Linked DNA regions of Homo sapiens: region 1 is linked to region 2. A link is a loop called in an ENCODE intact Hi-C map of the cell type or tissue named here. Cell type or tissue: OCI-LY7. All regions are shown on one strand. Links, peaks and the distances in the headings refer to the core of each region. The heading gives the core; the rest is flanking DNA. Region 1 overlaps DNAH8 (dynein axonemal heavy chain 8). Region 2 has its middle 51 kb from the start of SAYSD1.

What was found. Peaks named below come from ENCODE experiments on the same cell type or tissue, not always from the same donor. Only the 100,000 strongest peaks of a DNase experiment are listed, where the experiment ranks them.
Region 1: it touches region 2 in a loop (2.5-fold over the local background); 10 of 110 quality-filtered maps call a loop at or near these places.

Annotation. Positions count from the first base shown.
Region 1 is chr6:38,994,867-38,999,866 of GRCh38, reverse strand. The region is part of intron 88 of DNAH8 (dynein axonemal heavy chain 8); the gene reads right to left. Among named protein-coding and RNA genes, the nearest start is that of DNAH8-AS1, 44 kb to the right of the region's middle. In OCI-LY7, for the core only: a CTCF peak has its summit at 2,564 (motif pointing left); a DNase peak (open chromatin) is centred at 2,546.
Region 2 is chr6:39,157,666-39,174,020 of GRCh38, reverse strand. No RefSeq gene overlaps it. Among named protein-coding and RNA genes, the nearest start is that of SAYSD1, 51 kb to the right of the region's middle. In OCI-LY7, for the core only: CTCF peaks have their summits at 7,237 and 7,436 (motif pointing left); a DNase peak (open chromatin) is centred at 7,400.

The DNA.
Region 1 (5,000 bases), core at 1-5,000, 170 kb after region 2:
ATTCATTTCTAATTATTATATATCTATTATATAATATGACAATACAATATAATAATAAATACATCTATAGATATTAGAAATATCTATCTTTCTATCTATCTCTTCTTGAGTCTTTGACAATTGATAAGTTCATTTGTTTTCATAGGATATTTTCACAGGATTCCCCCTCTCAGAGTTACTTGTATTTTTCTTATACTTTATATGACTTTTAAAAACTGTGATCATGCCCTACTTCAAAATTCAGGAATGGGTTGCAAATGCCTTTTGTGCCATATATAAATAGTCCTCAAAACACAGGAGAATCAGAAAGATATAATTTGAGAGTGAAGTAAAACTATTCTTCTTATTATTTTATCAATGCAGATCTTTAATGATTAAAGACAAGAAAACCACAGTAAATTTCCATTCATGCTAAGAAAAGCAGAGTTCATGATTCCTACCTGTTCTAGCTACAAAAAAAAAAAAACAGCCCCCATATCCAAATTCTCAGGTGCTCTCTCAGTCACCTTCAGCTTGAGCCCTCCGTGGAAGTGTGCTCAGCACCAGGGGCTAGGTCCCAACAGTGCACACCATTGCAGAGATGACCATTTTGCTCTCTGCTGACTCTGGCCAAGTTCACTGGTGCTCCAAGGAGAGGCTGATGGAGATGCTGCTGCTGCTAGATCCCACCTAATAAATCACTTTCATGATGAGTGATTTAATTTTTTATGAGATGATCTGAACACGGGCCTCAAAACATAGATGTTGGGAAGAAGCCTTGAAAAGCTGATCCACTGTGAATAAGAGCTAGCCAAGCTCTCCCCAACACACATTTTACTATGCACAGAATGTCATTCCCTGGTATTCCAGGGCTGAACAACTCACATTTCTTTTTCCACAATGTGATTTTATGTTTGCAAAGATATGAAAGGCAGAAGCCTAGTTAGCTAGCTATAACAGAGAATTGCAAATCTCTCTATATGCCACAAAAGCCCAAGGGCTTTCAGGAGAACAGTCCTCATAAATGCTCTGAGATGAAGAACAAGAGCTATAATATTCCTTGAGGGTTGGTTCTAAGTTATTTCTTGAAGAAAATTTCTCTTTAGAGTAAATATGGGAAGAAGCTCAGATTGCCCTTGTAGCTTGGTGGTTCTGGGAAGTCAGGGTCATGGATAATAGAAATGCAAAACAACTGAAAAACAGAGCTGTCTATGAAATAAACAACTACCTAATGAGATATTAGTGCACCATAATATCCAAATCAGTCTAGATTTACATACGTCTTTGCACATGAAATATCAATGAGCATAAATTTTTCAAAAAATCTAAATCTCAAAAGTGTCCTCAAATACTCAAGGGAATACATTTCAATTTGTATTGCATTGAAATGAATATAAAGGTTGTAATAAGGCATTTGATAAATTTCAGAAAGTAAAGAAACATGCATAACCACTGATGAGAAAAAGAGTGAAAATAAGCAACCATTTTTGACATTGAAAGAGTTGAATTTGCAGAGTCTTTGGTACCTTATAAATCTACATAATAAAATGTGAATAAACTGTGTATTTTCATGGTTCTTATCACTATGCTATCTAAACTCTTGAGAGAGATTTTACTTATTTTAAAGCATTTATTCACCTTGATTTCCCCCTCCACTTCAGAGATTCTGCATTCTTATGCAAGGACTGAGGAGAGAGACTTGTGATTCGCCCTGCCCAAATCTCCCTCTTCTCTCAAATTTATGGATGCTAACTTCAGAGTGAAGATTCCAATAAACAGGGGGCATCGAGTTCTCCATCATGGCCCAATTATAGCCTATCATCAAGTGATGGCTGGGCACCGTGGCTCATGCCTATAATCCCAGCATTTTGGAAAGCCAAGGTGGGTGGATCACTTGAGGTCAGGAGTTCGAGACCAGCCTGGCCAACATGGTGAAACCCTGTCTCTACTAAAAATACAAATATTAGCCGGGCCTGGTGGCACATGCCTGTAGTTCCAGCTATTCGGGAGGCTGAGACATGAGAACCGCTTGAGCCTGGGAGGCGGAGGTTGCAGTGAGCTGAGATCGCACCACTGCACTCCAGCTTGGGCAACAGGGTAAGACTATCTCAAAACAAAACAAAAAACAACAAACAAACAAAAAGAAGCAAGAATGCTGTTGAACACCATGGATGGTCAGATAAATTAATGATTCCTCTGGCTGGGGACATTCACACAGACTTAGCCAGCATATCTTAGAGAGTCTTCTCTCATGGCTGAAGCTGTTATCTCTGCACACATGCATTCAAATCTTTCACCTGGGCTCCAGTCCATATTTCTCACCCCATTCATTTATATCCCATGTTCTTTCCCAGCTCAACATGCCCCCAACAGAACTCTGTAACTTCTCCTCCAACATACTCCTGTTCCCAACTCCTCCACTACCCCAGCTCCCAGACAAGCAATGTCAGGGCATCTTTGACCCCTTCTTTCATTTCACTCAGAACTTGGAGAGTTACATCTTGCTGGAGCTGGGTGAGGACCAGAGGTGGGTTTCAGCTGGGATGCTTCATCTGTTATTGCTTACTGCTTCCTGGTGGCCGGTGGGGGAACAGCAAGGGGCGTAGAGAAGTCCTTGAAGAAGGCAAGCTCACTTGCCAGGATTCCATCCACCAGATATTTCAGAGCCAGAGGAAAGAAGAATCAAACCTAGGTACTCAGAGACCAAAAAAATTACCAAACACAGAGCTGCAGAACAGAGCCAACCACCTGAGCAGGAACCAGAAATGGGCTAAGACATGCTGGGGAAAGGGGATCAGGGGTGGGTGAGAGAGACCCCAAGGCAGACCATATGGGAAGTTAAGGATGAAGAGAGAACAGAGGAGGACGAAGGTCTTACAGGCCTGCCAGTTGCTCTAGTGGATATACTCCCCCATTTTAGGCAGGGGTCCAGGGCCTTCTACCTGACCTCACTAGTGTGGTGAAAGGTTGCAAGATCCTGACACTATTTTGGGAGAAGCTCGCTTACGGCATCCTACAGCATGCATGCCAGCAACACCATGTGGGCTTCTGGACAAAGCTGTGAAGAGAGACTTGACAAAACACAGAAGGCTCACCGTGTCCTCTCTAACACACCAGTTTGCAGCAAGAAACAGATTAACAGCTACAGAAGAAGGTTCTCAGCCATTGCTCTGCATTCGCTAAGTCCTATCAGTCCCCCCTTGAGACCTGTCCTGCAGCTTCACTCCACCCCATGATCATCCCTATTCTAGGCCTGCATCCTCACACACCTGGACTTACCCACAGGGTACCCGAGGTGTCGATTAGTCATCATGGGTGCTCTAGATGAGCCTTGTCACATGGCAGAGAGCTTGTCTTTTATTCTAACTGCTGTAGGAAGCCATTTAGATGGAGGAGAAGTAGATGGAGGAGATTCAGTTTGGGGCTTTTAAAGGTCAAGCTGTCTGAAAGACATGCCAGTGGATGTCACATAGAAATTGTATAAATGACTGTGGAGCACAGAGGAAAGGTCTAGACAACATATATGTGGCATATTGATGTTTTAAAGGCCATTGGCATAGATGAGCTCTACTCAGGAGGGAAGGTGGACATGACTATAAAAGAGGTTAAAATGTGAGTAGAACATAGGCCATAGATTTATAGGCATGTGAAGGGAAGGGAAGGCTCTTTAAAGCATGAGAGATACTAGATCACACTGCTACCTGGACCATACACTGAAGGGTGATGCTATTAAAGTCATGCTTTGCAGCCTTTTGCATTTTGCAACAAATTTTGTTACTCTGTCACAGTGTGATTTTGCCACTGAGGACTGAGAACCTGCTAAGCCGGACAGCAGGAGAACCCTGTGAAGAGGAGCCTCTGGCTCTGGTGAAGTGTTCATCTGTGTCAATACTAAGTTCCTTCTTAGTATTAAGTAAGTATAACCACCATATAACAGTATAACCACTGTTTCTCAGTGGTTTCTCTGGGATGTGTTGGCAACACCATAGTGAAGTGGTTGAACAGAGCTGCCTCGATAGATTATATTAAGAAGGCTAGTACATTCCTTTAGGAGAGGCACGAGAGTGGCTTCAAGTTGTCATCAGATTTCAGACCAAGGTCTACAGAGCTAGTGTTATGTCCACACTTCTGTAACAATTTTATTGAATGGGTTGGACTCAGTATAGGGTAAGGAAGAAGTGATTTCATTCTTTACCACATTGTACTGAGTCCAGCTTATTAGACCAGATTAAAGACTAGTTTGCATGTCTTTGTGAAAATAAATACGAAAACCTAGATGAAACAAATAATTTCCTAGGAGAACACAACTGACAAAATATTGACTGCAGTGGTGACAGAGAAATACGAAAGATATCAAAGAACTAGCACTGAGCCCAGATGGTTTCACAGGAGAATTCTACCAAACTTTAAAGCATCCAATACTACATAAATTGTTCCAGAGCTTAGAAAAACTTCCACATTTTTACAAAGCAAATATAACATTGATTAGTAATTAAACCTGATAAAGATGCCACAAAAAACTCCAGGCCATTCTTATTTATGAATATCAATGCAAAATTCCCCAATGAACCATTAATAGAGTATATCACTACCTTAGGAGAATAATACCTCCGAACCCAGTGGTATTAATTTCAGATTATCTGTAGAAAATTTGAGTTAGGAAATCCATTAATATAATTCACTAACTTTTTAGGTGTTTAGGGGAAAATCATGTGATTCTTTCCATAAATGTTGAAAGGTATTCAACAAAATTCAACACCAATTTCTGACAACAATAGAGAAACACACATGCAACAATAGCTAGGACAAGCTCAGAAAAAAAAAAAAAGAGCAATGAGGGGAGACTATAACTATCAGATAATAAAACATACTGGAGACTAGCTAAACTTAAAACAGACTGCTACAAAATAGAAAGGAAAACAGAATAGAAAGCCCAGAAATGGACCCGAGTACCTATGGAAGGAAATTCTATGTTAAAGGAAGCAGGAGGCCAAGGCTGGCGGATCACGTGTGGTCAAGAG
Region 2 (16,355 bases), core at 4,407-9,406:
AAGATCCGTGTATAAGTGGACCTGCACAGTTCAACCCGTCTTGTTCGAGGGTTGACTGTATGTGAACAGGGCTGGTGCCCAGTAAACTTGGTAGCCAGCCCACTTTTTCACTGAGAAACCTCTAAATGTCAGCATCTGTAGGTCCTTTCTCTTGGGTCAATTTCCCAGTAATTTGCTGAGTCCCTCAAATTTGCTCAGAGATATAAACCAGTTCCAATGTTCTGATGCTGAGTGGGGAAGGGCTTGGGGAAACTACTTTTGGTGTGCAGACTTGCACTTAATTTCTAGCCTCACCTGTGTTAACCTCTCTATAAGCCAGCCCATCTTCTGCTATAGTGGAGAAGGCTTTGCAAGAAGTAGGAGGGGATCTGGGGCTCTCACTGCTTCTTCACTCACTTCCAGCCAGTCCCTCTCAGCCCTCCACCCTGGCACCCGCTTCTGAGGTATCCAGTGTTTCCAAGCGCTGAGCCATTGGAGGCTCCCTAAGCTCGAAGCTCAAAGCAGCCTGCTTTTCATTGCCATCCTGACCATCCTCCCACCTCCAGGCCAGGCAGCTACGGTGCAGCTGCTTCCCGGGGGTGAGTAACTGTCCTTCCCCTTTTCAGTTTCCAGAATTTTGCTGACTACCCCACAACTTCACTTTTCTTGTCCTTGTGGGTTATGCCTTCTCAGTAACATCTGAGTGGGGTTTTAGGAGATAGCAGAGACCAAAAGCGGTCAGCCTCTATGCAATGGCCCAGTCACTGGTGAAAATTCTCTGTAGGTGAAAAAGAAACATTGAAGAGATCCCACATCCAAATTCTAACCCCATTAAGAGATCCAGAGACCTGGGAGAAGCTTGAGGAGTCTGGCCTGCCTGCTGATCCCGGCTAAGGAATGACCCTTAAAAGCTCTGCTATGTGGCCTGGCTGCTAGGGGATGGGAATCCAGGTTCTCAATTTTGACAACTCTAGAGTTCTGAGATGGCCCCTTTGCCCCAGGCCAGCTCCTACATTGCCCCATCACATCTCCAGACCTCAGAACAACCCCTGGGGTCTGATGACTTGCTTGACATCCCCCAACCCTTACCTCCAGCCCCTGCCTTCTAGGGCCTGGCCTTTCTAAACTTGCCTCTTTCTTTTATTTTCTCCTTTTATTTTCCTTTTGAATGTTATTTTTTCACTTTCAGTACCTATCCTTCCCCCTTTTTTCTCCCCCCACCTGTTTCTCCCCTTTCCTTTCCCCCATTCTCTCTCTTTCTTGCTCTCTCTCCCTCTCCCTCCATCCATCCATGCCTGACTTCTTCCTTTGGTACATCAGGACCTTTTCCAACAACACCAGTGGTTTTCAGTCAGGATTGATTCACCCACACTCCCAGGAGACGTTTGGCAACTTGTGGGAGGGAGTAGGGGTGCCACTGGCATCTCATGGGTCGAGCCCAGGGATGCTGCTCAACGTCCTACAATGCCCAGGTCGGCCCCCTGCAAACAAAGGGTTTTCCAGCCCCATATGTCAATAATGCTGAAGTTGGGAAACCCTGCTCTACCATAGCCCCTGCTTCACCCCATCCCTAACCCTTCTCAGATAAAACAAGCATGGAGAGCAGGGGCCCCAAAAGGCAGCCATTGCCAGCAAAGGCTGGGATGAGCTGCCCAGACAGCCCGCAGGGCCCAAGCCCCTGGAATCTGCTGGTGTTGGCTGTTTTGGCCTTCTCAGAGTCAGATAACCTGGTGGGAAAGAGCTCCTGAGCCATCCCAACTGCTGCTGCCAGCTGGTTACCTGACTATGGGGACCAGCCCTGGTGCTGGCTCAGGAACAGGTCATGAAAACACAGCCAGCCCACCACCCACTCCAGACTGGTCTCTTCCATGAAGGCAAGGGTGGCAGCAGTAGCCTCTGACAAGTGTGAGGCATGGAAACCTGCCTAATCTCGAGCCTGACTTACCAGCCTGCTGGGAACCCTCCCAGAACCCAGCGTGTGGTATGATGGGGCCTGCCTACCCTCCATGACTGCAACCCTACACTACCAAAGCCTCTGCAGGCTGAGTTGACTTCCTGAAGTTGGCAGGAATAGGGGTGGATTATGGAGCAAGATGGAGCCTGGCCCTGTTGAATTCAGTGAAGCAGGCTAGGGCAGCTCAAGGCAGAGAAGAAGCTTGGAGAGCCCTGGCTCCCAACTTCACCTTCAAACCCTGGGTCATCCCCTGTGGCAGAGACTACTTGTTGCCTCTTAATATTCATTCTCCTATTCTTACACAGTAATTGAATTTGTAGCTGGCTCCCTAGCTAAAGATTACATTTCTCAGACTCCCTTGCAGCTACATGTGGTCACATGACTGACTTATGTCCCAACGAGATATGAGCAGACATGGCGTGTGCAACCTCTGGATAGTGCCTTTAAAAGGAAGAGGAGTGCAAATGTGATGGCAGGAGCTGGAACAATCACTTTAGACCATATGAAACAGAAGCTATATGCTGAAGGTGGCCATGCAATAAGGCAGAAGGCACATGGCTTCCCCCACCATTGAGTTGCCATATTGTGGACCATCTACTCAGACGTTTACATGAGAGAGAAATCAAAGTGTTTCTTGTTTAAGTCTCTGTATTTGCAGTCTCTTTTTATAGCAGCCTATTATGTGTCCTAATAAAAATAGCTCCTTGATGAAGCCTTCTGTGACACCCTCCTAGTCTAGACGAAGTAGGTGTCACTTCTTGCACCCCTGACTGGATATTTTTCGGATGAGAAAACAATGACCCAAGGTCACATTTACAGTTAATTTATAATGGAGCTGAGGCTTGAAGCCAGGTTCAAAGCATTGGCCTGAATGAAGGCCAAGGTTCCTTCACTTTCTAATATCCTAAGGTTCTCCGTAACCTACTAATCAAAGGGTATGGCAGGCACAGAGACCTTACTGGAGGCACTCATCTCATCAGATGCAAGGGTCTTCCCCACTCTCTGCTCCCTGGCCACACTGACCTTTCAGTTCTAAAAACCAGCCATACACTGTTTCGCCTCAGGGCCTTTACATGAGCTGTTCCACTGCCTAAAATATGCTTCTCTCCTCTTTTCACCAAGTTGACCTTTTCAAAATGCAACTCAAGCGACACTTCTTCAGGAAAATCTTACCTGTCAGTCCCACTAGACTGAGAGCTCCAAAAGGGCAGAGACCAGGTCTGGCTTTTACTTATTGTTTGATCCCTAATGCCTGGAATGGTGCCACAGCAAACGTGTGAAATGAATGAATGAATCCACCTGAAAGGCCAGGGCTGTAACCCCACCTGGAGCTTGGGAAATAGCTGGGCTGACCTCCTAAGGTGTCTTCCAAACCCAAGAGTACAGTCTACCAGGAGTGATGTTGTAATCCATGACTTACCCAGGGGAAAACTCTCATCCAGGGTCCAGGAAGCTCCTAGAGAGGTGCCTCAGAAACTTTCATATGTATATGAATAACCAGTCTCTGATTCAGTAGGTCTGGGTTGACCCAAGATTCTGCATTTCTAAGATGCTGCTGGTGCATGAACCACACTTGTGGGTAGCATAGCCCTAGAGGGCCCCAGATTCCCTCTAGGAGTCCATCTGTCCACTTCCCTGCTCTGCTCTGTTCTGCCTCTCATCTGTGAAATCTGTCTTTCCAGAAGGAGCTCCCAGTCTCAGCCAGGAAGGCTCTGGGTCTCCCTGTAAAATGGAACGCATGGCTCAGCACGCCACCTTCTTCTTTGCCCCAGAGCCTGGCTCTTTAGTCTGGGGAGGTAGGTCTTTCATCCTATTAGCCTCCCAGGACAGCATCCAAGATCAAGGCCCAATCTGTCCACCCCAGAGGCGCCACACCACAAACCTGGCAACTGTACCCTGGATGCCCTGCCCTTGCTGCCAGCCACCACCTCCTACCCTCTCAAGGCCAATTCTCCGTCTTGGCACTGGTGGCTGCTGTGACACTCTTGGACCGGCGCCACCCCTTTAACTTTGTGTTTTTCCAGGGTTAATTGACTTTAAAACACAAAGGCTATGTGTGTAGGAAGGTTATATCAGAAAAGAGAACATAGACTTGTCCACAGAGTTTCCCTTGTTGTACGGTGGGTGTATGTGTGTGCTGTGTGTCTGTCTGCCCATGGGGTCCTCAGTGTTGACATCTGGGTGTGCCTGTGTGTCTTCCTGGGGCTCTGACTCTAGTGCTCTGAGCTTTGGATTGGGGTGTGTGTGGCATTGGGAGGGGGAAGGCAGGAAGGAAGGGCTAGGGCACCAGCAGCTTCATCCCTGGGCTTCTCCTTTTGCCTTCACTGAATAAACATCTTGTTTGTCCACCAGACAGGCAGCATAGCCCTAGGGCATACACAGCTTCCGCTGCCCCCCAGGGCTCAGGACTGGCCAGACCTGCACAGGAAGTCTGGCTGAACCATAATCCAGGCGTGGGAAATGCCAAGGCAAGAGGCATCATGCCAGGCCCGGACACCCGCCTCCCACCCCCACCCTGTTGATGGGACCAGGCAGCGCCCTTGGCGAATGTACCTTCATCACAGCACAGCCCAGAGCCAAGCCTCCTCACCGCACTACCCCCACCTCCCTTGTGCCGTCTGGAAGCACAATGGGGCCACTTCAGAGCAAAATCTCATCTGTGAAATCCGTCTTTCAAGAAGGAGCTCCCAGTCTCAGCCAGGAAGACTCTGGGGCTCATTGTAAAATGGAACGCATGGCTCAGCACGCCACCTTCTTCTTTGCTAGAGTCACCTGTGACCAGGTGGAGGACAGGGGTCCCAGCAGCCTCACATTCCAAATCCCACCACACAGGGCCGTCTAGCAAAGCCAGGGGAGCTTAGAGAGAGTGAGCTCCACATCACTGGCAGCGTGACTGTCCCTGAGGGATAGGTGATCTTGCCACTTTGAGCCTTAGGAGTTAGAGATGTCAGTGTTTCATCCCTCTGCCTCTGGACCAGACTGCAAGGAAGGGAATCAGTCTTGAGTTTAAAGAGTGCTAGAAAAGTTGATTTCGGAGCTTCTCTACGTCCCTAGATCACTCATGAATTCTTCCTTTCTTCCACCTCTCATTTGAACAGTGTTAATTCTTCTGCTTTCCATGATGTTTATGAATGAATTGGGGTGTCCCTTTTCTTGCAACAGAAAGTGACTAGGGTCATGCAAGTGACAAAAAGGGTAGTTTCCAAATATTATTGGACCAGAACCCATTTAGGGTCCCTCCTGCCCAGGCCCTTGACCCCCCCCTGCACAGAGGCCCAAACAAGAACCATGGGACAGAACCTTGGAGGGTGCTAACTCCTGTTGGCGCCCAGGGCTCTGGGAGTTAAGACAAGCATGTGTGTGAGGGAGGTACGAGGGCGGGGGTATTCTTTACTTCTTGGCCTGGCCTCCCATAGGGAGCTTGGACAGCTGGGTGGTCAGCCTCACTATCCCACATCACCCCATCCCTCGATGTTCTCAGTCACTTTAAGTGCTCCTAGTCCTCAGGATCTGCTTCCTCTGCAGTCTGACCCAGTATCAGAGCTAGAAAGTTACCATGCAGATGAGGATAGGTCAGCAGGTGAGGGCTCTCACTCTCAAACCCTCAGAGGGTGCAACAGGATTCAAAGCCCGTGAGTTCCAGTGAGGCTTGGACCTCACTCTTGGCAGCTCAACCTCAAGGACTTTCCTGACTCACGACACAGTCAGAGAGGTGGGTTTGGTCTTGTGCTTGGAGTTTGAGCTATGCTCTTCGCAGATATTGAGATGTAGTCTTGAGTGCTTTTAAGACTTCTTTCTGAATGTCTGCATATGGTTGTGTGTGTGTAGATGTGTTTGTGTGAATGCACTTACATGAGAGAGAAAAAGGAATAGAGAGGCAGAAAGACAGCGGCAGGGAGGGACAGGAATAGCCCATCCAAGACGCTAGAGGTGGAGTCTCTCTCCACTCCAGACTGCGGCTGCTTCTCCCCTCAGACTGGGGCTACCTGAGGACTGGGCTGTGTCTCCCCTCAGACTGGGGCTCCCTGAGCTCGGGGCTCTGTCTCCCCTCAGACTGGGGCTCCCTGAGAACGAGGCTGTGTCTCCCTCAGACTGGTGCTCCCTGAGGATGCAGCTGTGTCTCCCCTCAGACTGGGGCTCCCTGAGGACGGGGCTGTGTCTCCATCAGACTGGGGCTCCCTGAGAAGCTGGTCCCCTGAGGACTGTTTTGTACTCTGCATATGTGTCTCCCACACGTGTGGGATGAGTTCACTTTCCCTGAGTTTCGGCAGCTTCTGTAGAAACACTCAGGGAACAGCAGTCTGTTTCTGGGCTGGAGTTCAGGGAGGTCTGGCTTGGATCTTCTTAACAGACATGACTCTGGGACTCCCCAAGGTCTGCCCAGACTCTGCCCACTGAGTGCTGCCCCTCCATCCCATTCCCTCACTCTTCCCTTCCCGCTGCTGTGGGGCAGAGAGGGTTGGAGTGTGAGGTCTCTGGACTAAGGCCGTCCCTGCCAAGCAGTCCTTCTTCTTGACTCCTCAGGCTCCAGCACACCAGATTCATGGGCTGAGTGATGGGCCGAGGGGCTTTACCGCGGGGCCTCTGGCATCCCCTCTTCCTGCCCTTCCCCATGTGGCAAGCTCTCTCCCCACTCATCCCTTGCCCTGTGTGGGTCCCTTCTTGCCTGTCATGAGCTCTTGCCTTGAAGGAGGTGTCCAGGAGCCAGGAAAGATGGAAGAGAAGGACCAGGAATAAGAAGAAAAGAAAGATCACAAGGAGGGTGCTGCCTGGGCCCAGCAGCCATACAATTAGGTGATGTGTGCTGGGTTTGTAAATTATCTCTCTTATCATTTTTGCTTTGATGCAGAACAAACAGAACTCCCCATGGCATTTAAGTCTCTCAAAGGCTGGGATCTTTGTTTTGCTCTCTGTTGTCTCCCGAGTGTCTAGATGCCCAGCCCATAGCAGGTGCTTGGTTAATGACTGTGGGACGGGTGACAGAGTCTCAGCCGGTTGTGTGGGCATGGACTTTTGGACTCTTCTTCCAACAGTTCCAAGTCCCTGTCCAGCCCACCTTGCTCCCCACACGTTCCTAGGGGGTTCCCTTAGGGATCTCACAGGCTCTGTGGAACCCACTTTGAGAACACCTGGAGGAGCTGTCCTCTTCAAATTCTAAGCTCCCGAGGAAGGGGAGAGAAGGAGGAGGAAGCATGGAGTGAAGGGGACTCCAGTAATTTCGAGTCGGGGCTGAATGTGGGAGTTTGTGGTGGGAGATGGAGGCTTCTCCAGCAGCAAGCCCCGCCCCAGCTAAGGGAAACCCAGAAGAGACCATTGAGAGTCAAAGTTATGTATTCTGAAGGCTGATGAGCGCTCATTGGAGGAGAGGTGTCTGGGCAGGATGCTGGCAGCTGGGGGCTCTGAGGGTGTCGCAGGGAAGCAGAGCCACCTGCCCGTCTCTGGAGACCTCGAGTCCCTCCCGCCCGTAGATCGTCACATGCAGCGCCACTGCCCCCTTGTGGTCATGCCGCCAGCAAAGCCGAAGCGTCCTGTCCCTGCAGTGGGGATGCTCTAAGTGCCTGGAGGACGAAGACCTCCCCCAAAGCCAGATGCTCTCTGGCTGGGATCAGAACCAGATAACTCAGGGAATCTGCCTCTGGCTTCCCTTTCTCCTTCAGGCCAAGGCTCCCAAAGCAAGAACCATCAGAAACCAAAGCCACGTGGTGCGGTGTGTCCAGCTCCGGCCTGGGAGTATAGAGACCAGGGCGTGAATACTGCTGTCCTCAACATGCTGTGTGACTTGGATAAGTCTGATAACCTCTCTGAGCCTCCATGTTCTTGTTTATAAAATGAGACTCACAGTTCCCATCCCACAGGCCTCAGGAGCTGTTGCGAGGGCTTGTGAGACACCTTTTGCAAAAAGCCCTGGGCAGAGAGGGGTGAGGCTGGAAGGCTTCTGCCAGGAGAAAGCAGCGCTGGGGAGTTTGTGGGAGACAAAGGTGAAGAGGAGAGTGGGAAGAAGGAATTTGCAGTTGAGGGACCCCAGAGACAGGCCCTCAGGATTCATCACCCTTTGCCTTTAAGAAATTCATCTTGTCTGCAAAGCTCCCCAGATCCCAGCAATTCCCCACCAGGAGCTGGGACCATGTCCCTCCTGTCCTCCTCTGTTGAGCCTCATGCTGGCCCCATGGTGCAATACTATAGCCAGACATTAGAGCCCTCAGGTCTGCTGGACAATTGATGCACAGAGACCACCAGGTTTATTCTCCCCCAGCTCTGAGGTAATATAACAAGGATCGCCTTTCCTCTAGTTTTCAACGTGCTCTTCATTTCTGTCTGAGACCTCACTGGAAGCACCTTTAACATTCATATTGCTGCCAGGCACCATGGCTCACATCTGTAATCTCAGCACTTTGGGAGGCCAAGATGGGCTGATCACTCAAGGCCAGGAGTTTGAGACCAGCCTGGCCAACATGGCGAAACTTCATCTCTACTAAAAAAAAAAAAGAAAAAGAAAAAGAAAAATTAGCCAGGCATGGTAGTGGGTGCCTGTAATCCAGCTACTTGGGAGGCTGAGGCACCAGAATCATTTGAACCCAGGAAGTGAAGGTGGCAGTGAGCCGGATCGCACCACTGCACTCCAGCCTGGGCAAGAGTGAGACTGTTTCCACAAAGGTTAAAAAAAAAAGAGAGAGAGAGATATTCATATTTCTAGCAACAATCTCTTTGAGGGTAATCTAGGCTTTTTCTGTCATGCGCCTTCCAATGCTTTCAGCCTCCACCCATTATCCAATTCCAAATCTACCTCTGCATTTTTAAGTATTTGTTATAGCAGCACCCCAGAACCACCTAGAAGCTACTGGAAGAGGCACAGGACAGATTTCTCCCTCAGAGCCCCCGGAAAGAACCAACTCCACGGACCTTGATCTCAGACTTCTGACCTCCAGAACTGTGAGATAGATTTCTGTTGTTCTCAACTACCTAGTTTGTGGTACTGTGTTATGGCAGCAAACATATTAGTTTGCCCTAGCAAACGAATACACACCATTGCATCCTCTTTCAGCTACCTGGCTGTGCTCCTGCCTCCAGAGCAGCCCCTCATCTCCAGCTCTGCCTCCACCCTCTAGTCTTCAGTCTCTTCTGCAGGCCCTCACCACTCCTGTGGCATCCATCTTGAATCTCTGCAATGATCCCAAATCCAATTCTAAGTCACTTCGAGGTCAATCACTGTCCTGACAATAATTGTCCCAGCTCATGTTTCCTGCTCTATCACGTGGCAGGCACAAGGTTAAGTGTTTACTGCCGTTCCCTCATGGAATCCTTGCTTGAGGATTGTCCCATTTTAAAGAAGATGAAACTGAGGTTCAGAGAGGCTAAGTAACTTGCCAAAGCCACATAGCTCATATACGTTGCGTTATGTGAAAATCTATGCTCATAATCAGTGCACTCGCGTGTCTCCTACACACTGTTCTGCCTCTCCCAGAGACATGGTTTCCAACTGCCTTCCACATCACCACCTGGAAAGCCTTAGGTCTCCTCAAGTTCACTGTGTCTAGGACAGCTTGATGATTCCTCCCCTCCACACACACACACCTCACACCAATCCCTTTCTCCACTTCCTGTAATGGCCCTGGAGTCACACGGGCTGGAGACCTGGCTTCCCCTCAGCATTCTTCCAGGGCCTCTCAGAGCTTGGAGGAGGCTGGGACCACTTCTTCTTTTGAGACCCCAGTATATAGATTTTTTAATTTTAAGTTTTTATTGATTGATTGATTTTTTTTTCTTTGAGATGGAGTCATGCTCTGTCACCCAGGCTGGAGTGCAGTGGTGTGATCTCGGCTCATGGCAACCTCTGCCTCCTGGGTTCAAGCAATTCTCCTGCCTCAGCCTCTTGAGTAGCTGAGACTACAGGCGCCTGCCACTACACCTAGATAATTTTTGTATTTTTAGTAAAGACGGGTTTTACTATATTGGTCAGGCTGGTCTCGAACTTCTCACCGCAAGTGATCTGCCCACCTCGGCCTCCCAAAGTGCTGGGATTACCGGCATGAGCCACCGCACTTGGCCTGAATGATTGATTGATTGATTTTTAAAAATTTTAAATACAGTAGTATTCAGTTTTTTGGTGTTTAATTTTTATGAATTTTGACATATGCCTAGATTCTTGTAACCACCACTACAAATAGGCTACAGAACCATGGCAGCACCCTGGGGAGTGCCAAGCCCTGGAAACCACTGATCTGTTTTCTGTCCTGTATTCATTTCCTGTGGCTGAGGTAACAAATTACCACAAATTTAGTGGCTTCGAAAACTGAGATTTATTCTCTCAAAGTTCTGGAGTCCCAAAGTACAACTTCAACATCATGGGGCCACAATCAAGGTGTCGGTAGGGCCACATTTCCAACACTGAAATTTCTAGGGGAGAATCCATTCCTTGCCCCTTCCAGCTTCTGGTGGCTGCCAGCATTCCTTGACTTGTGGGCACACTAGCCTAATCTCCATGGCTAGCATCTCCAAGTCTCTCTCTCAGTTCCCTCTTCCTATCACCAATTCTTCTGTGTCAAATCTCCTGCCTCCGTCTTATAAGGACACTTGTGATTAAGAGACCCATCTCCAGATACTTAATCACACCTGCAAAATTCTTTTTTGCCAGATGTGTTAACATTCACAGACTCCAGTAATACATTTTGGGGCATTACTTAGCCTAGTGCATGTCCCTACCACCTTTTTCAGAAGGCCATATGAATGGAATCACACAGTATGTAATCTTTTGAGACTCAGCATAATGCCTTTGAGATCCATCCAAGTTGTTACATGCATCTGCAGTTTGTCCTTTTTTATTGCTACTTCTATTATTTATTATTTTATTATTATTATTATTATTATTATTATTTTGAGACAGAATCTTGCTCTATCTCCCAGGCTGCAGTGCAGTGGCATGATCTCAGCTCACTGCAACCTTAGCCTCCTGGGTTCAAGCAATTCTCCTGACTCAGCCTCTCGAATAGCTGGGATTACAGGCGTGTGCCACCACACCTGGCTAATTTTTGTATTTTTAGTAGAGACGGGGTTTCACCATGTTGGCCAAGTTGGTCTCTCACTCCTGACCTCAAGTAATCTGCCTGCCTCAGCCTCCCAAAGTGCCGGGATTACAAGCATAAGCCACCATGCCTGGCTGATTTTATTATTTTTTTTTATTGTATGGTTTGTTTATCCATGGTATGGATGTATCACAGTTTATTTGTTCACCAATTGAAGAATATTTGGGTTATTCCCAATTTGGGTGATTATGAATTGTGCTGCTATAAACATTTGTGGACGGATTTTTGTATGAACAAATTTCAGTTCTCTAGAATAAATACCCAGGAGTGGGAATGTGAGGTTGTGTGGTAAGTGTATACATAACTATAAGAAACCGACACACCATTTCCAGAATTGCTGTACTATTTATTATTCCCACCAACAACATAGGAAAGTTGCTCCTACATCCTTGATAGCACTTGGTATTGTCAGGTATTCAAAAAATGTTTAGCCATAGCCATTCTACTAGGTCTGTAAGGATACATCATGGTTATTTTAATTTTGTATTTCCCTAATGACTAAATGATGAGCATGTCTTTATGTGTGTGTTGTCATCTGAATAACTTCTTTGGTGAAATGTTGCTTCAAACTTTTTGTCTATTTTTTTTTTTTTTTTTTTTGAGACGGAGTCTCACTACGTGGCCCAGGCTGGAGTACAGTGGCGCGATCTCAGCTCACTGCACGCTCCACCTCCCAGGTTCACACCATTCTCCTGCCTCAGCCTCCCGAGTAGCTGGGACTACAGGCACCTGCCACTATGCCTGGCTAATTTTTTGTATTTTTAGTAGAGACGAGGTTTCACCATGTTAGCCAGGATGGTCCCGATCTCCTGACCTCATGATCCGCCTGCCTTGGCCTCCCAAAGTGTTGGGATTACAGGTGTGAGCCACTGCGCCCAGCCCTTTTTGTCTATTTTTAAAAATCAGGTTGTGTGTTTCTCATTGAGTTTTGACAGTTCTTTATATATTCTGGATACGAATTCTTTGTCAGACAAATGATTGGCAAATATTTTCTCTCCCATTCTGTGGCTTGAATTTTCACTGTCTTAACAGTGTCCTTAGCAGAGTAAAGTTGTTAATTTTCATGAAGTTAAGTTTATCTTGTTTTCTTTTGTGGATGATATTGGTGTTATATCTGAGAACTCTTTGGCAAACTCAAGGTCACAGAGATTTTTCCTGATGTTTTCTTATGAGAGTTTTATGATTTCACATTTTATATTTAGGACTATGATCCATCTTAGGTTAATTTTTATATAAGTTGGGAGTTATACGTTCATTTTTAAAGTATATGTCTGTCTACTGGTCCCAGCATCTTTGTTTGTTTGTTTGTTTTTTAAGACAGGGTCTTGCTATGTTGCTCAGACTGGTTTCAAACTCCTGGGCTCAATCGATCCTCCCGCCTTGGCCTCCCAAAGTACTAGGATTACAGGCATGAGCCACCATGCCCAGCCTACCATTTGTTGAAAATATACCACTGAATTGTCTTTGCACTTTTGGAAAAAAAATCGATCATATTTATATGAGTCTGTTTCTGGACTCTGCTCCATTGACCTATATGTCTACCCTTTCCCAATACCACATTGTCTTGATTACCATAGTTTATAGCATGTCTTAAAATCAGGTCATGTAAGTCTTGCCATTTTTATTTCCTTTTTTAAAAAATGTTGGCTATTCAAGTTGGGGTTTTTTTGTGTTCTTTTCATATAACTTTTGGAATCAATTTGTCTGTATTTACAGAGAATCTTGTTTGTGTGTGTCTTTGTAATTGTATGTTCAAATTGGAGACAAAAGTTTGCATGTGATACTCTTTTGAATGTGAGTCTTGGCCGCAAAGCCTTTTCATTTCATTCCACACAGGCCCCAGGTCACTCTCTTTGGCCACCCCGTATGCAGCTACCAGGTCCTGTTAATTTATTCTTCCATTCGCTGTCTCATTCAAGTCCACTTCTTGTCATTGTCAAGGGCACTGCACAGTTGCACCTGCTATGATCTCACCCCTGAATCGGTGTAGTGTGTTCCCACTGCTCCTTGCTCACTCACACTGCCTTTTCTGCATCTTGCTGAGATCTTCTTTACCTGGAACCTTCGCTGGCTCCCCTTTGCCTGCTGAGCCAAATCCAGGTGCTTCAAGTTGGCACTCAAAGTCCCTTTAGTCTGTCTTCTCCCTACCCTTCCAGCCCTCTGTCTTCCTCCATCTTCGTGACACCTCCCTGGTCACAATGGGAGGAACCATCGTCTCCTGTGAGGGCCTGGAGTTTTCTGCCTAGGTGTTTTTGTGCTTGTGATTCCTTCTGCCCAGTGTGCCCACCCCCTACTCTTCTCTGACTGCTTACATCCTGCTGATTGGTGCATTTGACCACTGCTGCTTATTGAGCATTTTGCTAAAGATGCCCCAACAGAAGGAAACACACCCCTGTCCTGGGGAGACAAGTAGCTGAAATACTAGGTAATGTATGCTAAATGCCTGACCATAAGGGCTTGGCAATTCAGAGAAGGGAAGGCAAGTACGTTGAGAGAGAATCAGAGAAATTTCCTTCAAGGCCTCAGCCAAATTGCCTCGTGGAAGCAGACCTACCTCTCAATAGCCTAAAGAGTGGCTGTGTATATATGTTTGGTGGTGGGATGACAGAGAGATGGCACATCTAGGAACTCTACCATTAGCTTATGAAGACAGCTTAGTGAACTCCTTGGTGACTAGTAATATTTCTTCATCTGTATCGTAGTGAGCTAGTTTAATAAATAATTCTTTGTTTTGATTAATCAGAGAAAAGAGACTACATCATCTCAGAGTTCAAGAGATCCGGGAGGAAAAATGCCAGGTATATCTCACACAGATTTTACAAAAGTGAAAGGAAAGGTATATAGGTACTCATTACCTGACTCTGAAAGAGAAAATGGTTGAAAGAGTTTGAGGAATGAAAATCGAGCCTCATGATGGCAAATTATTACTTGAGGAAGAAAAAAGAATGGAATGTGTCTTCTTTATCTTTCTATCCCCAATGCCCACATCAGCAATGTGCACTTCATAGGTGAGTATTTGGCTCTCTGTGTTTGTTCTTGAGTTATCAAAAAAAGTGGAGTGGAAAATTATTGGTTTAGTTTTGGAACCCACAAGTATGCACACAGAAGCTTGCCTAGAAGAGACGTATGACTGCAGCACTCCCACCTTGTGGTAGTATTCATGAATTACAGGCTAAACTTTCATGGAAACCTAACTTTTTTTTTTTTTTAAATGGAGTTTTGCTCTTGTTGCCCAGGCTGGAATGCAGTGGCGCGATCTTGGCTCACCACAACCTCCGCCTCCCGGTTTCAAGCGATTCTCCTGCCTCAGTCTCCCGAGTAGCTGGGATTACAGGCATGTGCCACCACGCCCGGCTAATTTTGTATTTTTAGTAGAGATGGGGTTTCTCTATGTTGGTCAGTCTGGTCTCAAACTCCCGACCTCAGGTGATCTGCCCACCTCGGCCTCCCAAAGTGCTGGGATTACAGGCATGCGCCACCACGCCCAGCTAATTTTGTATTTTTAGTAGAGATGGGGTTTCTCCATGTTGGTCAGGCTGGTCTCGAACTCCCGACCTCAGGTGATCCGCCCGCCTCGGCTTCCCAAAGTGCTGGGATGACAGGCGTGAGCCACCGCGCCCAGCCTAAGATGTAACTTCTTGAGTATTAAAGTATCTGTCCCTTACAAAGATTTTGCTAGCACTTCCCTGCCAGTTCCTCCTTCTCTCCGAGATCTCAGCTAGCAGGGCCCCCACTAATGCTTCTAAGTTATGTCATTTTCGAGATTCTCTTCTTAATGCATTGAGGTCTTCAAACCTATTTAAAATGCAAAATGATCATTTGGTGTTATCACTGAAGCCTCTAGGACCCTCTCCAAAATAGGTTTCATTCTGGGATCCAGAACAGGTGTTTTTAACTTGGGATCCACAGATGGGCTTCAGGGGGCGCATGAACCCTTTGAAATTGTGAAAGTGTATGAACATATGCATATGTCTTTTTTTTTTTATTTGAGGAGGGTATCTACATCATTTGCCCAGATTCTCGAAGGGGTCTGTGACTACAAAAAGATGACAAAATCCCTGTTCCAGGGTGACACATGCCAAAGCTGACTCTAAAAGGACAGGGACTTGTTGTTTAAATAAACAAGACAGAAAAATGTTGAAGATATTTTTGAACTTCTAAACATGATACGAGAATTTTTTTTTTCGGAGTCACTGTTGCCTAGGCTGGAGTGCAGTGGCGCGATCTCGGCTCACTGCAAGCTCCGCCTCCCGGGTTCACGCCGTTCTCCTGCCTCAGCCTCCCGAGTAGCTGGGTCTACAGGCGCCCGCCACCACGCCCTGCTAATTTTTTGTATTTTTAGTAGAGGCGGGATTTCACTGTGTTAGCCAGGATGGTCTCGATCTCCTGACCTCGTGATCCACCTGCCTTGGCCTCCCAAAGTGCTGGGATTATAGCCGTGAGCCACCGCGCCCAGCACATGATACAAGATTTTATCTCTCTTCCTTTCCTCTGCTTCCCTGCTCTTGACACCCTCATCTCCCCAAGACTCCTCCCTACCCCTGTCATGGGGGAGGGAATTCAAACTTCATTTGCAGATAAGTGACCATCTGTCCTTCCAAAGGTTTATGGAGAAAAGGAAGAATTGTATAGCCTCCTGGGAAGACAGATTAATCCAGATTAGCTCTAGGCAAAGGAATCAGCCTATTCAAGATAACACCATTTAAAAAAAAAAAAAAAAAACCCCTCCTTATTTGTCTCCAGATCAGGTGCCTGAGCTCTGCATGGGAAGCTGATGAATGATTTAGTTATGCTTTCCGTTTGGGGAAAGTGCCTGCTTTTATCTCTGTGATTGCTTCTTTATTTGGCAACCCACAAACTTATCTGTTTTCCCTAATATAATTGCCTGGTCCCTCTCCGCAGCTCTCAGTAATGTCAGCAGGGCTATCTTTCCGTTTTCCTCTGGAGTTCAATATTGTTTAAGCAAACTAATTGGACTCTATTTCATTTTGCTTTATTTTCCTGCACCAGACCTAGCAATTGGCTGTTTGGGTTTTGCTTGTTTTGTTCCTTCACAAAGTTTCACTGATGAAGTTCCCAAGGAAATTGGATATTGTTCTTTCTCCCCTTTTTCTTTTCTTTCCTTATGTAAGCATTTATCTTCCACCTGCAGTGGGCCAGGCATAGCTCTAGATGAGATGGAATTTAGAGAGGTAAATAAGGCTCAGGCCTGTCTTCAGGGACAAATTTTGTCCTTCCCTAGCCAGAGCCTCCAGTGACAACTGTGCAGGTTGTTACCGTACAAGGGACAGCAGGGGGCTGAGATCCAGCTGCCACTCTGCTTGCCACTTATGCACCCTGAT